5 separate regions of the Homo sapiens genome follow, and regions 1, 2, 4 and 5 are each linked to region 3. Evidence: chromatin contacts called from ENCODE Hi-C or POLR2A ChIA-PET data. All regions are on one chromosome and are shown on one strand. Each heading gives the region's core, a stretch centred on a gene start or an enhancer-like site at or near the end of the contact. The rest is flanking DNA. Distances are from core to core; before and after follow the strand shown.

The links. A loop is a pair of places that touch in the nucleus more often than their neighbours do. ChIA-PET counts read pairs that join two places held with the same protein, here RNA polymerase II (POLR2A). Pooled maps may share reads with other maps.
Region 1: a loop to region 3 is called in a pooled map, with 6 times the contacts of the local background. The contact joins two enhancer-like sites. A Hi-C loop is called at or near these places in 1 of 168 maps with a recorded cell type or tissue (mammary epithelial cell), 2 of 37 single-sample maps with no recorded cell type and 2 of 50 pooled maps. POLR2A ChIA-PET finds 5 or more read pairs at or near these places in 2 of 52 experiments (HEK293 and PC-9).
Region 2: a loop to region 3 is called in a pooled map, with 18 times the contacts of the local background. The contact joins two enhancer-like sites. A Hi-C loop is called at or near these places in 2 of 37 single-sample maps with no recorded cell type and 3 of 50 pooled maps.
Region 4: a pooled map shows a loop between it and region 3 (5-fold over the local background). The contact joins the promoter of ZNF521 here to the enhancer-like site in region 3. A Hi-C loop is called at or near these places in 1 of 37 single-sample maps with no recorded cell type and 5 of 50 pooled maps.
Region 5: a loop to region 3 is called in a map of K562, with 8 times the contacts of the local background. The contact joins two enhancer-like sites. A Hi-C loop is called at or near these places in 2 of 168 maps with a recorded cell type or tissue (K562 and chondrocyte) and 5 of 50 pooled maps.

What each region holds. Positions count from the first base shown.
Region 1 is chr18:23,944,590-23,947,289 of GRCh38, forward strand. It overlaps LAMA3 (laminin subunit alpha 3), which reads left to right. Exons shown (of 75, transcript NM_198129.4): 70 at 1,555-1,695. Among named protein-coding and RNA genes, the nearest start is that of LINC02958, 37 kb to the right of the region's middle. Within about 2 kb of position 1,272, at least 3 of the 41 ENCODE cell types and tissues checked have a DNase peak (open chromatin) inside an H3K27ac peak, as active enhancers do.
Region 2 is chr18:25,164,029-25,166,728 of GRCh38, forward strand. The region is part of intron 5 of ZNF521 (zinc finger protein 521); the gene reads right to left. Among named protein-coding and RNA genes, the nearest start is that of LINC01894, 180 kb to the left of the region's middle. RefSeq lists an enhancer at 676-2,278. Within about 2 kb of position 1,380, at least 4 of the 41 ENCODE cell types and tissues checked have a DNase peak (open chromatin) inside an H3K27ac peak, as active enhancers do.
Region 3 is chr18:24,491,406-24,494,105 of GRCh38, forward strand. No RefSeq gene overlaps it. Among named protein-coding and RNA genes, the nearest start is that of HRH4, 32 kb to the left of the region's middle. RefSeq lists a silencer at 576-635 and an enhancer at 816-985. Within about 2 kb of position 1,291, at least 2 of the 41 ENCODE cell types and tissues checked have a DNase peak (open chromatin) inside an H3K27ac peak, as active enhancers do.
Region 4 is chr18:25,350,836-25,353,535 of GRCh38, forward strand. It overlaps ZNF521 (zinc finger protein 521), which reads right to left and starts at 1,331. Exons shown (of 8, transcript NM_015461.3): 1 at 1,170-1,331; 2 at 72-112. The coding sequence starts at 111. RefSeq lists a silencer at 1,357-1,426.
Region 5 is chr18:23,827,313-23,830,012 of GRCh38, forward strand. It overlaps LAMA3 (laminin subunit alpha 3), which reads left to right. Exons shown (of 75, transcript NM_198129.4): 23 at 2-155. Among named protein-coding and RNA genes, the nearest start is that of LAMA3, 140 kb to the left of the region's middle. Within about 2 kb of position 1,324, at least 4 of the 41 ENCODE cell types and tissues checked have a DNase peak (open chromatin) inside an H3K27ac peak, as active enhancers do.

The sequences.
Region 1 (2,700 bases), core at 22-2,521, 550 kb before region 3:
TTTTAAATAAGGCAGTAGAGAAAGCCCTGGTACAGCAGGTGGTAGTCACATGAAGTTATGGGGAGGGGGTTCCAGGAAGAGGGAAGAGCAAATAACAAGGACCTGGAGGTGGGAATTAGCTGAATGAACAAAACACAAAGCAATAAGAAATGGAATTAGAGAGGAAGACAGAGCCCAGATCATTTAAGCTTTGAAGGCCAAGCTCCGACTTTGGACTTTATTTGAAAGTGTCTGTAAAGCTTTTAAAGAGTCTTAAAACTCTTGGCCAGGCGCGGTGGCTCATGCCTGTAATCCCAGCACTTTGGGAGGCCAAGGCGGGCTGATCACAAGGTCAGGAGTTCGAGACCAGCCCGACCAACATGGTGAAACCCCATCTTTACTAAAAATACAAACATTAGCTGGGCATGGTGGCATGCACCTGTAATCCCAGCTACTCAGGAGGCTGAGGCAGGAGAATCGCTTGAACTCAGGAGGTGGAGGTTGCAGTGAGCCGAGATCACACCACTGCACTCCAGCCTGGGCGACAGAGCAAGACTCTGTCAAAAAAATAAAAATAAAAAAAATAAAACTCTTACATGTACAGATTCATATATTATTTAATTCTTTAGCTGAAGAGACTGCCAGGGGGCAAGAGTAGCAGCAGGGGGCCCACATGGCTGCTATTGCCTTTGCTTGCGGAGGCTGTGGGGAGGTCGGGAGAAGTGACCGCCAGGACGCATGCTGAAGGTAGAACCACGCGGCCTTGCTGATGGATCACATATAGAGGGTGAGAGGAAGAGAGGGTCCAGATCACATCCTGTGATTTGGGGCCAGCAATTGAGTCATTAGTGGGCATTTACTGAGATGAAGATGGAGAAGAGGCAGATGTGGCCAGGAGGAGAGCAGTTCAGAGCTGGGGGAGAATGAGGATTTCTGTCGTGAACATCTCAGGGTTGAGTGGCCTGTCAGACCTTCAAGCCCAGGTGTCAGCAGGCAGTAGAGGCCAAAGGTCACAGCTTGGCATATAAATGGAAGTGTCCGTAGTGAATAGTCTCACCACACCTATGAGATGGCAGAATCCACACCAGACCCCAGGGATCAGAAATTTTAGCAAAGAGTTTAAACACTCCTCTTGTTTGAAGAGAAGTGCCCTCGTTCTACCTGCTCCAAGAGGCCAGCCCAGGGTGCCACGACTCCAACACACCCCCGTCCCCAGCACTGTATAAACTGTCCCTGCCCCTTTGTTACATGGAGGGGGTTGCCTGTGGCTGTGCCTTGAACTGTTTCTCTTTTGTGTAAGTTTCCAGATGAATTCTATAATCTCTTTTGATTAGTTCACTTCTAAGCAACCTTTTTTTTTCAGTTCCCCTTTTGAGCTCAGTTTGTTCAGTATTTCACATAATCTCACAAAACGATGGTGATAGTGATAACCGGAGGAAAAAATCTCTCATCTTTTGAAGCTATTTGAAGGAGCATGAAAACATTTTTTTTTAATTTGGCCACTAATATTTAATAAAATACAACACCAATTGTCAAAGGTAAAAATACAACTCACGTATCTTTCTTACTCTGAAGGTGGTGTTTGGCCATGATGGGGAAAAGGGGCGCTTGGTTGTGGATGGACTGAGGGCCCGGGAGGGAAGTTTGCCTGGAAACTCCACCATCAGCATCAGAGCGCCAGTTTACCTGGGATCACCTCCATCAGGGAAACCAAAGGTAAATAGTTATGTTCAGAGCCATGGACAGAAACAATTCACCTTATATTATAGGCATAATTGTATGAGATATTCAAAATACTCACCATATGAGAATCTCAAAATACTTTAAATGATTTTTAAGGATCTAATTAATGTTCACAACCACATAGAGTAAGTGCCCATTTCTTAACCCAAAGCCTTCATTTCTAAGGTGCAGGTTGAGACGCAGGCCCTGAAAGGGTGAAGATAGAGCTTCTCTGCCACTTCCTAAACCTGAATCTATTGGCTTCTCCTCCAGGGAATGCAAAAACGTAGGTTTTAGGTTATAGACAGAGATTTTTTGGTTAACATAATGTGTTTCAAATTACAGTAATTTGTGCCATTTTCACCATCTTTGCCATAAGGTAAAACATTGGCTTAACTGTTTTCTCTCCATCAAACTATTTATTTTAAATGTGCTTCTATGGGATCTTTTTATCTCTCCCATAAATGGAAACCCAATATTCTTTACCATAAATAATAGATAACCCTGAGAAATAAACATTTGAAAACCAAACACTGTTAATATCAAACTAAGTAGTGTGACCTATGTGTTCTTTGCTTGGAGAAAAAGGTGCTTAACACGTAATCAAGAGGGTGTTTAAGACATACTAGCACAAAGCCAAAAGCTGTTCCTTGTCCTCGTCCAAACGCTAGAAAGAGAATTGAAAAAGGAATAACTTAATAATGGAATATGTGTTTTAATGTTATTTGATGTCTGAAATAACAAAATTATCTCAAAAACCCATCTTGGGAATGCCAGACGAAGGGAAAGTTGGGACTCCCTCTGTCCCCAGAGAGGAGGGGTGCTTTTCTAGGTTTGTCAAGTTCAAGGCTCTGATGGGGCGCTCTGATGGGGCCACAGCTCCAGGGCTGAGCTCTGTGAGTGCCCTCTCCCTTCCTCTCTCCTACCCCCTGCCACAGCGTTAATTGCACCAGGGTTACTTGAGGCAGCCTTGGGCACCTGTCTTTCTTGTCTCAGATT
Region 2 (2,700 bases), core at 130-2,629, 670 kb after region 3:
GGTAAAATAGGAATTAAACATAGCTAACAGGATATTACTCCCAGTTGGAAAAGATCTGCTTGCTGGCAATGTGAAAGTGAAGCTAACAATTGGTATTTGTTCTAGGGTGGTATCCCCCCCACTTCCCTGCCAAATAGCTTGAAGTAGGAATAGTTAAATAAAGTATGCTGGTTAACTGTGTAAATACTCCTGCAGCTTCTGTGCCTTGCAGGGCTGTCCCCGGAGTGGGTTAACTTGCTTTCTGATGGAAGCATGTCTAAAGATGTCCAAGTAGTCGTGACAGGGCAGGAGAGCCAACCCCAATAGATGAGGTTAAGTGGTGGTCAAAGATGGAACACCTTCATTTTGCAAGAAGAAAGCCTGTACATGAAACACTTCCTCCCAGGCCAGCACCTGAGTCCAAACAGCAAGCTACCATTTCAAGAAGGTTTCATATTTATCATGCATTTTGACCACATTTTTGCACGGAAAGAAACTAGGAAGATCAAAGTAGTCCTGTGTGTTACTATCAGTTTAATTTAAACTGCATGCGGGTATAGCAATGCTATCCTTTCCTATTTGGGAGCATATCTCAGGAGATTTTTGCCCTCGCTCTGGGACTAAGTTGTCACGGTTGGCTTCTCCCCATACAAGGGAAGCATTTGGGTCAGACTATGTGTGAAAAAGGAAGGAAAAGGTGGTTAGAGTGCCAGGAGATCACACTGCTGCCCCTCCCTGGGCACCCCCAGGAGGGGGGCACTCAATTCACTATTTATGCTGAAAGTGACAGAAGATGACCAGCTGGCATTTTTTACTCTTATTTGTTTTTGTGTAATCAGAATAATAGTTATACCCACTGGCGCAGTATAAATGCAATACACCTGGATAGGTCTGCCCCTCCAGAATACAGAGGAAGGGGTATTAATTCATTTTCAATAGAGATAATAATGAACACCGATGTCGTGCTCTTTCCGAAAGATATGACTTTCGTGTTCGTGTGTGGCTAAGTATGTCAGAGCATCTGTACACACCAGTTTCACTTTCAAACATGCATTTTAAACTGAAGCACTCTTTTAACCCCATATGGTTTTTCAGTTGTACTGTATTCTATGCTTCTTTTCTTTTTCAAAATGCAATTAATATGGTTGTGTGTTAAATGATTCAGTGAAAGTAAATCTTTTATATTCAGGTAAGCAATTCAGCCTTGTAAGGTTTTATGGGAATTAGATTTTTCTGAAGTCTGGGTTGAGCATGCCCATAACTCTGACAGAGCCCTGCAGGCTCTTGTCTTCACCTTCAAATCATAAGACAGAGAAATCAAGCTCCCTCTGTGCTCTCAATTATACCAAAAAACACGGAGCAGAAGTCTTCAGTAATTCAATCCCTGTGGAAGCTTCTTCACACTGTTTGCGCTGTTGGAACTGCTGACAGCAGCAATCCCACCGTCCCCCGGTAGACTGTCAAAGTTCCTCATACAGTGTGAGCAGCTCTGTTCTGTCCCACAGCTCCTTCTCCAGAGACCTCAGAGCACATGCATGACTTTTGATGCTTGCTTGATACAGTGGCCAAGAGGCCAAAAAACATCACAATGAGAGTTCTCATACTCCTACAAGGTGCTTTGTACTCAAAGTAATAAGTTCTGTGGCTACATGTGGGCCTGAGTTGGTGTAATTTAATCACAAGTACAGCTGCATAAACACTGTACTAAGGAATGTCTGCCTGCAATTGGATTCTTTCTTTGAAAACACACTGTAGAAAATTCCTGAGTGCCATTTTCCATATGGTTAATGAGCAAATGTATCATGACCAGCTTTTAAAAGTAATTTGAATTTATGAGTTGCACTGATTCTAGCACATGTGCATAAGAAATCACACATACGCTGGGCTCTTCCTTATCAGGCAACACCATTTCATCGTTTTCTGCCAAACAACACCAAAAAGAACCACTCTGTGTGTTTAATTGGCTTAAATCATCAGTTACAGCCTACAGCCATTATTTCCAGAAACCACCAACCGCTTCTAGTCTCTCCTGTCAAAAAGTCTTAAAGGTAGGTTAGTCCACATATAACACAAAAGTGCTATCCATTTTTTAAAGTTTTCCTTTATAAATACAGATTTGAAAAAAATCTTTAAAACTCACTTTCTCAACACAATCTCTGCTGTTCCATCACATTCAAGTTTTTCTACTCTTTTTAATGAAATAAAAGACACAGGGTACAGATTTTTCTACAAATCAAACCTGTTGCTATATACTTCATTCTCTACCCTTTGACTGTAGCTCAAGTGGGAAGCATAAACAGAATGAATTGCTATCACGATATTCAAAATTCCAAAGTAGCTGAGTAAATTTGAAATTCACTAGATAAATAGAATTTGCCTCAATGTGTGGGCTGAAGTTAACTGGATTTTTTTAAACAAGATTCTTGTTATCATTTTGCCATAGGATATATTTCTGGTTCTAGATCATTATGCCTGCACATTAAAAAGATTGCAAATCATTATTTTTAAAGAAGAGATAAAGACACATATGCACACATTACCCACTGACGTAATAGAAATACACTTCACTATATTGTACACTGTCAATCTTTCTTCTTTCTGTTGTTTGTAGACTTTTAATACAAAAATATAATTCAAATCTTTTCCTATGTAGGAACATAGCTGCTTCTGCCTGCAATCCCCTAAATCATGCCACAAACATCCATGTTTCTGTTAACATGA
Region 3 (2,700 bases), core at 41-2,540:
TATATATACATATATTAATACATATATGTATTTATATATACATATATTAATACATATATGTATTTTATATATACATATATTTATTTATTTAAATACATATATGTATTTTATATATACATATATGTATTTTATATATACATATATGTATTTATTTAAATACATATATTTACATACATTTATGTATTTTAAATACCTCATTAGGTATTTAAAATGCATACAAATATAAAATAAATATAGGTATTTGAAATATATATAAAAATATAAAAAACATATAGGTATCTTAAATACCTAATGAGGTCTGGGATATCTGGGCAATGTCTATTAGCTTAACTAACAGCGTCAGTGATAACCCTTATTACCCATGGTAAGAAGCAAGCGGGTATAACATGGATAATTAGTACGTCCAGAGGAAATGGAGAGGGCATAGAACCCACTCGAGCTTCTATATTCCAATTACTTCCGGGATTGCGTGGATAAATAACATGGCTGTAAACAGGGGAGAGGGGATGAGAATAGTTTAAAACCCATGCATGTAGCTTGACTGATTGGTTCTAGAAGTTACCAGGGCATTGATCAGGGTTAGCGGGGCGCTTGGCTGATTCCTTCTGCAAAGCACATGCTAGTTTTCACACTTGCATGTGAAACGTCTAAAGCCATATCAGAACTGAGACAGGAAATGAAAGGTGATAAAACCACAGCCCCCCACTCCAGCTCCGCTCTGCACAGCTGCTCTGCTTCTTCACACAGGCCGACTTCAATGGAAGCTCGATGCATGCAGAACTGCCCAGGGACCTGGCCTCTTCACCTCATCACATTTTGAGGTGGGCAACACCAGCTTTTGAATCAGGAAGCAATTTGAAAATCAGTCATGTTTGGATCCCTCAGGCCTGGTTTCATCTGATTAATAAGCTCTGCTTTCAAAGCTCCCCCTGGACAGTCTCCCTCCCCAAACCCACTCTCCAAGTGTCTGCAAGCCGACTCCTCGGCTCCCTTTTGAGCAGGTCCAGCAATAGGAATCGGGCAGCCTTACCCAGAAGGACTAGCCCAGCATCGGCTGACCTTGCCAGGAGGAATTTCTCTCTCCAGCTTGAATTTCCTTCCTGCCTAACTTTAGGCCTTTACTGGGGACCACGCTCCCCTTTGACCACCCGGAATAAATCTCCCCTGCATCCCTGACAGCTGCTGATTTGGCTTCTTTCTTATTTTTTTTTTTAATTGAAAGTAAACCTTCAAAGTGGCCCAGCCACCTGAGAAGCTCGGCTGAGCGTGGCAGCTGGGCAGTGAACCTGAAACAGCGGCGCGGCGTTTCACCGGGTCCCCTCCCGCTCAGGGCAGAAATCATGGGGTTTTGTGGGCTGCCAGGGCCGCTTAGCTTTCAATTTAGCTTTTGCATTAGAAAAAGGGAATATGGACATGGGTCAAATGATTGTGGAGTGATTTTGAAAGTAGCTGTGTAACAGGCGAGAGATGGGGGCAGGGGGAGGTTTGATTTGCAGGCAGAATGCAAGTTTATTTATAAGAGAAATCTAGGGGTGTCTTTGTGCTTTCCTGTTAGACTCTTGGAAGCACTTTGAAGAAGGAAATAAAATTTAAAAAACATATTCAAATTTAACAATCAGTCTTGAACACCGGGAAGCGACAATGTACAGGATGGCACAGAGAGGGTCAAGATTGCTAGAATTTTCTTTTAGGGTCTTCTCCTTGTTACCTTGTTATTTTAAGCTGGTCACTTCAACTCTCTATATCTTCCCCCAAACACATTTTATTTTTGTTTTGGAAAGTTTTAAATATTCAGAAAAGTTGAAAAAATAATATAACAAGTTCATATCCACCACCTAGATTCAACAATGGTTAACATTTTTTTCCATATTTGTTTTGTTGTTTTGTTTTTATCTTTATGTGTACACACACACAGACCCCCCCCCCCCGCCCACACACAGACACATTTGCTGAAACATTAGAAAGTAAGTTACAGGCAGCATGACAATTTATCCCTAATTAAATACCCGAGCATGCATTTCCTAATACTAACATTCTCCTAAATAACCCCAATACAATGATCACACCTAAGATAATGAAAAAGAATTCCCTAATAACATCTAATATCCAGGCCATATTAAAACTTCTCCAAGTGATTCAAAACTGTCTCTGATAAGTGTTTTTTGTTTTGAACCAGGAGCCAATCAAGTTTCACCCGTTACATTTGGTTGTTGTCTTTTTAATCTCTTGCTCTCTCATCTCTCATTGAGGCAGAACCTACATACAAGTGTATAACCTTAAACCTGTACCTTGATCAATTTTTACATACTTATGTAAAAATTGTGACCCCTATATGACCACCAACCAGGTTGATATATGGAATATTTTTATTGCCCCTGAAGGTTGCCCCAAGCTGTTTCTCTGTCAATATGACCTCTTCCCCATCCCCTAGAAGGGGCAAGGGTATGAAACAACTGAACCTCCCAGATCCTTTGGCTGAAAGTGCAAATTGGTTGAACCACTTAGGAAAATTGTTGGCAGTATTTAAAACCCTTCAATAGATACTGATTCTATGAACCAGTAATTCGTCTCCTAAGTCTACACCACAGAGTTGCATATGCCATCAAAGACCCGTGCAAGAATGCTTACAACAGCTTTATTCACAATGTCCCCAAGTTGGAAATGTCACAGATATCCATCAACAATAAAATAGATAACTGA
Region 4 (2,700 bases), core at 81-2,580, 860 kb after region 3:
AGCCCTCGCTCCGCTACCCACAGTGACACTCGCGGATGGGGGAAAGCGGGGAGCAGGGGGTTCCTCCTTACCTTTGAGGGATCTCGGTTTCGCTTGCTTGCGGCGAGACATCCTAAAAGCAAACAGCTGAAGTTGTTTCAATTCAGCCCTGAAAGAAACTATACTTCCTCGTGGCCGCGCGCCCCTCGGGCCGCGGCGCCTCGCGCCCTCCGCTCGGCCTCCCTCGCGCCCTCGCTCCGCGCTCCGCTCCTCGCTCCGGCTCCGGCTCGCGCTCGCGCGCGGGGCTCGCGGCTGCCCGAGCTCCGCGCTCTGCACGACGGCGGCGGCGGCGGCGGCGGCTGCTGCACCAAACTTTCCCAGCCTTCGACCCCCACCCCCAATCTCCAAGAAAAAAAAAAAAAAAGGAAAAAGAAAAAAGGAAAGGAGGGAAAAAAAGCTAAAAAAAAAACCCCAAAGACAATGTTTGAAGAGCCGTCAGCTACACTAAAAAGAGAAAATCCGTTACTATTTCCACCTCAATCAAAATTCACATAGTTCATGCGAATAGAAAAAAACTAATAAAAAGAAAAGCGTCTGGGTGATTTTTTTTTTCTTTACCGCTTTTCCTTTTCAACAAATCCGCCCCCCCCCCCACCGGAAAAAAACAAATAACACTGATTTGTTTACAAAGCGAGTCGTGCTCTTTTGTAGTTGGGGGGACGAGGGGGGGAAATCGACCCTGCAAGGCGATGAAAAGGTCTTGGAAAGAAAAATCTCCCACCATCCGAGGCAGATGCGAACGGGCCACGAAAATAAGCAAAGGGAAAAAAATACTTTTTTTCTCCCTTCCCCCCACCCTTTTTTTCTTAACCCACACTAAAGTAATTTCTTTCAAAAAGAAAAAGCCAAAGCACCCGAGCCGACGGCCCCCAGGTGGTGTGCGGGGCTGCTTGTGTGCAGGGGGTGTGCGGGGCCCGGGCTCGGGGCGCCCCTCTCTGGGCGGGGGCGCGGCGCCGGCGGCTGGCGCTGGACCGGGGCTCTAAAGTCTACGGCTGCCTCGGCAGCGGCGGCGGCAGCAGCGGCGGCAGCGGCGGCGGCAGCGGCGGCGAGAGCAGGAGGAGGAGGAGGAGGAGAGCCGGGAGCAGGAGGAGGAGAAGGAGTGTGCTGTGTGCTCCCTCCTCATCACAAACCTGCAAGGTCTTGGACTGCGCTGTCGCTCCGGTAGTCCACATAATAATGGAAAATGGAAGCAAGGCCCCCAAAGCCATCAGGATGGCTCCAGAGGGGGCCCCTAACCCGCAGGGACTCGCTCTGTACGTAATCACTGAGGAAATCATTGTCAGCCTGCCTGCACTCACACACAGACAGAGGGGCATGATTAAAAGGCGAGAGCGCGGGGAGCGGGAGGGAGGAGGGGGCCCGCCAAGACCCGGACTGGAGGCGCCGGCCGCGGCGCGCGGATCCGGAGCCAGGCGGCGGCCGAGCGCCCCGAGCCCCGCCCGCCGCCGCCGCCGCCGCCGCCGCCTCCCACGCGCCGCGCGCCCCGCCCGCTCCTGCGCCGCCGCCCCTCGCGCCGCCCGCCCGGCCGCTCGCACACCCCGCGCCGCCGCCGTCGCCGCCGCCGCAGCTGCGTTATTAGAGCTCCACGGCGGATCTCGGGGCTCTTCTGCTCGCTTTTTTTCCTCTTCAGAAATTAAAGCAGAGGAGCATCTGAAAGTGGAAAGGTCCCCCTTCTGGTAGGATGGATGTAAAAGGAGGCAACAATTTGTTCTTGAGGGGGCAAAAAAAAAAAAAAAAAAAAAGAAAAAGAAAAAGAAAAAGAAAGGAGGGGGGAAATTCATTGCTTGGCTTTTGCATTGTCGGACTTTAAAAAAGTGTGTCTGCTGTTGTTGCCCGGACTCGGGAAATCTTTTTTATGGCAACCGCAGACCTGCCAAGTCTCTCTTACTTGGAATCTTTATAAAGGCAAGTTATTTGGACTTTTTTTTTATTTTCTCGTTTAGAGAAAGTCATTGATGCTGACGAATGTCATAATGTGATTCAAAAGAGACAGCTTTGAGTTCACTTTTTTAACATTCTCAAATTGACATAGATCTTTGTCCAGAAAATAAAGCTTTCTGTTGATTTTTTCTTTAAGCAAGAGGTAAGGAAATATGCACTTAAGAATATGTGTACAAGAAAATAGTTTCTAAAATAAATTGAAATGTCTGCAGGTCGGTGGGAATTTTTGTTTCTTTTCGCAGTTTTGTTTTCTAACTTTTCACCTGCTCCCATCGCAAAACAAGAAACCATCACCTGTTTCCTTCTTTTACCTTATCTTAAGGGAAAGGATGTTTTAGTATTATTATTGTTGTTGCTATTTATTGATTGGACACGCTTGTCAAGTTATAAATGCCTGAGAGGGCTACCAAGTAGAGCTTAGATTCACAAGTCTTGGTGGAAATTAAGAGATTCAGAATACGGTTAATTACACAAAACAGGCAGAATTTTGTACAAATACTATTGTTCTTAATCAGATTTTAAAAATTCTCCGTTCTGTAAAATTAAGGTACAGCTATCTATTAAGCCACCATGCAAAGACATCAAAGCTTTAAGGAAGTTGTATTTTTTCCAGTCTAACCTGTAAACTGCCTGGACCCTCATGTGGATAGCTGCAAATACAGTATGTTTTTTTTCAATATCTTCATTATAATTAAATGAGTTTTCAATCCATCTGCAGTA
Region 5 (2,700 bases), core at 74-2,573, 660 kb before region 3:
GTTGCTTACTCTACCAGCATTTGCCAGTGACCAGATTCCCCTGTACCCTGGCTTGTGAGGCCAGACACTTCCTGCTTGATGGGGAGCCAAGACCCGTGGCAGTGAGGCAGCCCACACCTGCACACCCTGTCATGGTGGACCTCAGCGGGAGAGAGGTGGGCCAGCCTTTTATTTATTATCAAAGTTATTACTACCTCCCCATCTGTATCTGCTAAAAATACTTGGCCACAGTTGCTTCTCAAATTCAGGGGAACCTGGAAGAATTTCTCAGAGGTGTTTATCAACATTTGCTGAACTATCTGATTTAGGGTGGGGCTGGATGGTACGCTACATGGAGCCATGTTCAGGTTGTTCTTTGAGCACTTTCTAGACATGGCAGGGGATGTGGGCATCTATAGAATCCTTTCTTTTTGGTTATCTGGACTTAGAAGGGGGCATCCTGTTCTACATGATTCAGGGCAAGATTTCTCTTAAAAGACAGATGAGACTCAATCTAGTAAGCGTCCAGAAATGACACAGCTTACCCTAAAAGGATACCACACTCACTGACTGTTCAACCCCTTAGGCTAAGCAATTTGTAGCAGCTGAATTCCTTGAGCTCAGAATCCGGAACTTCTACATCCCCTGGCACCTACCTCATGGCTTGGAGGACAGGTTACTACAGGTCTTGGTATTACTTTTCTTCCAGGAGTTCTTCGAACTTCAGAACCAAATTTAAGATCATACTGATTTCAGATTCGAGTTAGAGCTATAGGATATCAACCATAACAATAAGAATACACAACACTTCAAAATGAAGACACTGAAAGACTTCCTCCACTATATTTTTATTCTTTGCTCTCTGTAACATTCTCTGTTTTGTCCTTTTGAGGAAAATATTCATTTGGGGGATTAAATTTGTGGGATGAAAATATATGTGGAGTTAATTGTAACTGAACTTTTAGATGTGTACATTTTTGTAAACTACATTTCTAACATTTTGAAGGTAGCAGTTAAAGGTTTTTAAGTATATTTCTTAAGTAAAGTCTTCATTTTATTTGAATTTTCATGCTACGAAATAATATTTACTTGTAACAAGTAAAACAATATAGATATGCATAAAAAACCTAAATGATCTTCCCTCTACTTCATTCTAATACTAAGTTTGCTGTATCCCTCCCTACACATGCTATGTGTGTATACACACATACACACATACATGTATATAGGTGTACATACATACATATATACATAAAATGCACATACACGTACATATACAGGTATATGTATGTGTGTGTGTATTTGTGTGTGTGTGTTCCCTAGACAACAAGAGGTACCGTTGAGAAGGGGCAACCACCAGGAAGTGATGCTGATGACTCATCTAGGAGGTTCTAACCTCTGATTTAACCCAGAGCTATAGCACAGAGCTAGTCAGCAGGACCTCAAGGCTCTTTTACAATACGGAAATATTTTATTTCACTATCTCTGGTCTAGAAATTATCCAGCTTATTGATTCAGTTTAATTTATACTTTTAAAACTTTTCAATTGGCTCTTTATCATATTTATTTTTTCTTGTCTTTTCTGCCAGTTTTTGTTTCAAAACTTCATGTACTTTTAAGTGGAAGTTACTTCTTCATTTAGCTTTTTTAGTATCCTAAAGGCCTTGGAGCCAGGTGTATTTCAGAATTCAAAATTTTTAAGATTTGAAAAAAGATAACATCTCCAGTGAGGTCTGGGATAATACCCTATAATCAAACAGGTTAATATTTCTCCAGTGAAAAGCATGAATAGGCACACCTAGGGAGACACTAACTGACTATATACATAGACTTATATCAGTTTAGTTCAGACTTTGCCAGCAAATGATTATTGGTTAGGTTAGGTTTGCCACCAAAACAGTTACAAAACCTATTTCCTTTTCAGAGTTTGGGGATTTCAGATCATGGGCCAGTATATTTAAAGTCTTTCTCAGACTATTCCATAAAATTCACCTCATCTGAAGTGAACTCATCTCTGATTATTTTGTTACCTGTCTTTCTTAATATTCAATTTATGTGTTTTGAATTTTGTTTACAGGCATATTGGCTTATTTTGAATGAGAGGTTTTTATCCTCTCCTTCTTTCGCATCTGTTTCAGCCTGCTAATTTTGCATTGTCTTAGCTGTCCACTGGATCCTTAGCCCAGGAGCAGGCATTACAGTGTGCCTTCTCTATTGTTATGACACTGAAGATAGGAGATTCAGACATTGACCCCATGAATGGCATAGCTCAGTTCTTGGTCATGAGGCCACATATTTGATTTTTGGTTCCCAAATTCCATAGCTTCTTTTAAAAATTTATTTAGTTTTATATATTTAGGGGTACAAGTACAAGTTTCTTATATGCATATATAACATAGTGGTGAAGTCTGGGCTTCTAGTGTACCCATCACCCAAATAGTGAACATTGTACCTAATAGGTACTTTTTCAACACCCCCTCCCATCCCTCCACTTTTCATAGTCTCCAGTGTCTGTTATTACACTCTGTATGTCCATATGTACCCATTGCTTAGCTACCATTTATAAGTGAGAACATGCAGTATTTGACCTTCACACAGCTTCTTATAAATCCATAACCCAGGAGGCAGATTGGAAGCAATTTTTAGCTTCTTTTTAAATTTGAACATCCTTGTCTTCAAAAAATGTGCCTCGATCTGGCCGCTGTCTCCTATGGCACATGT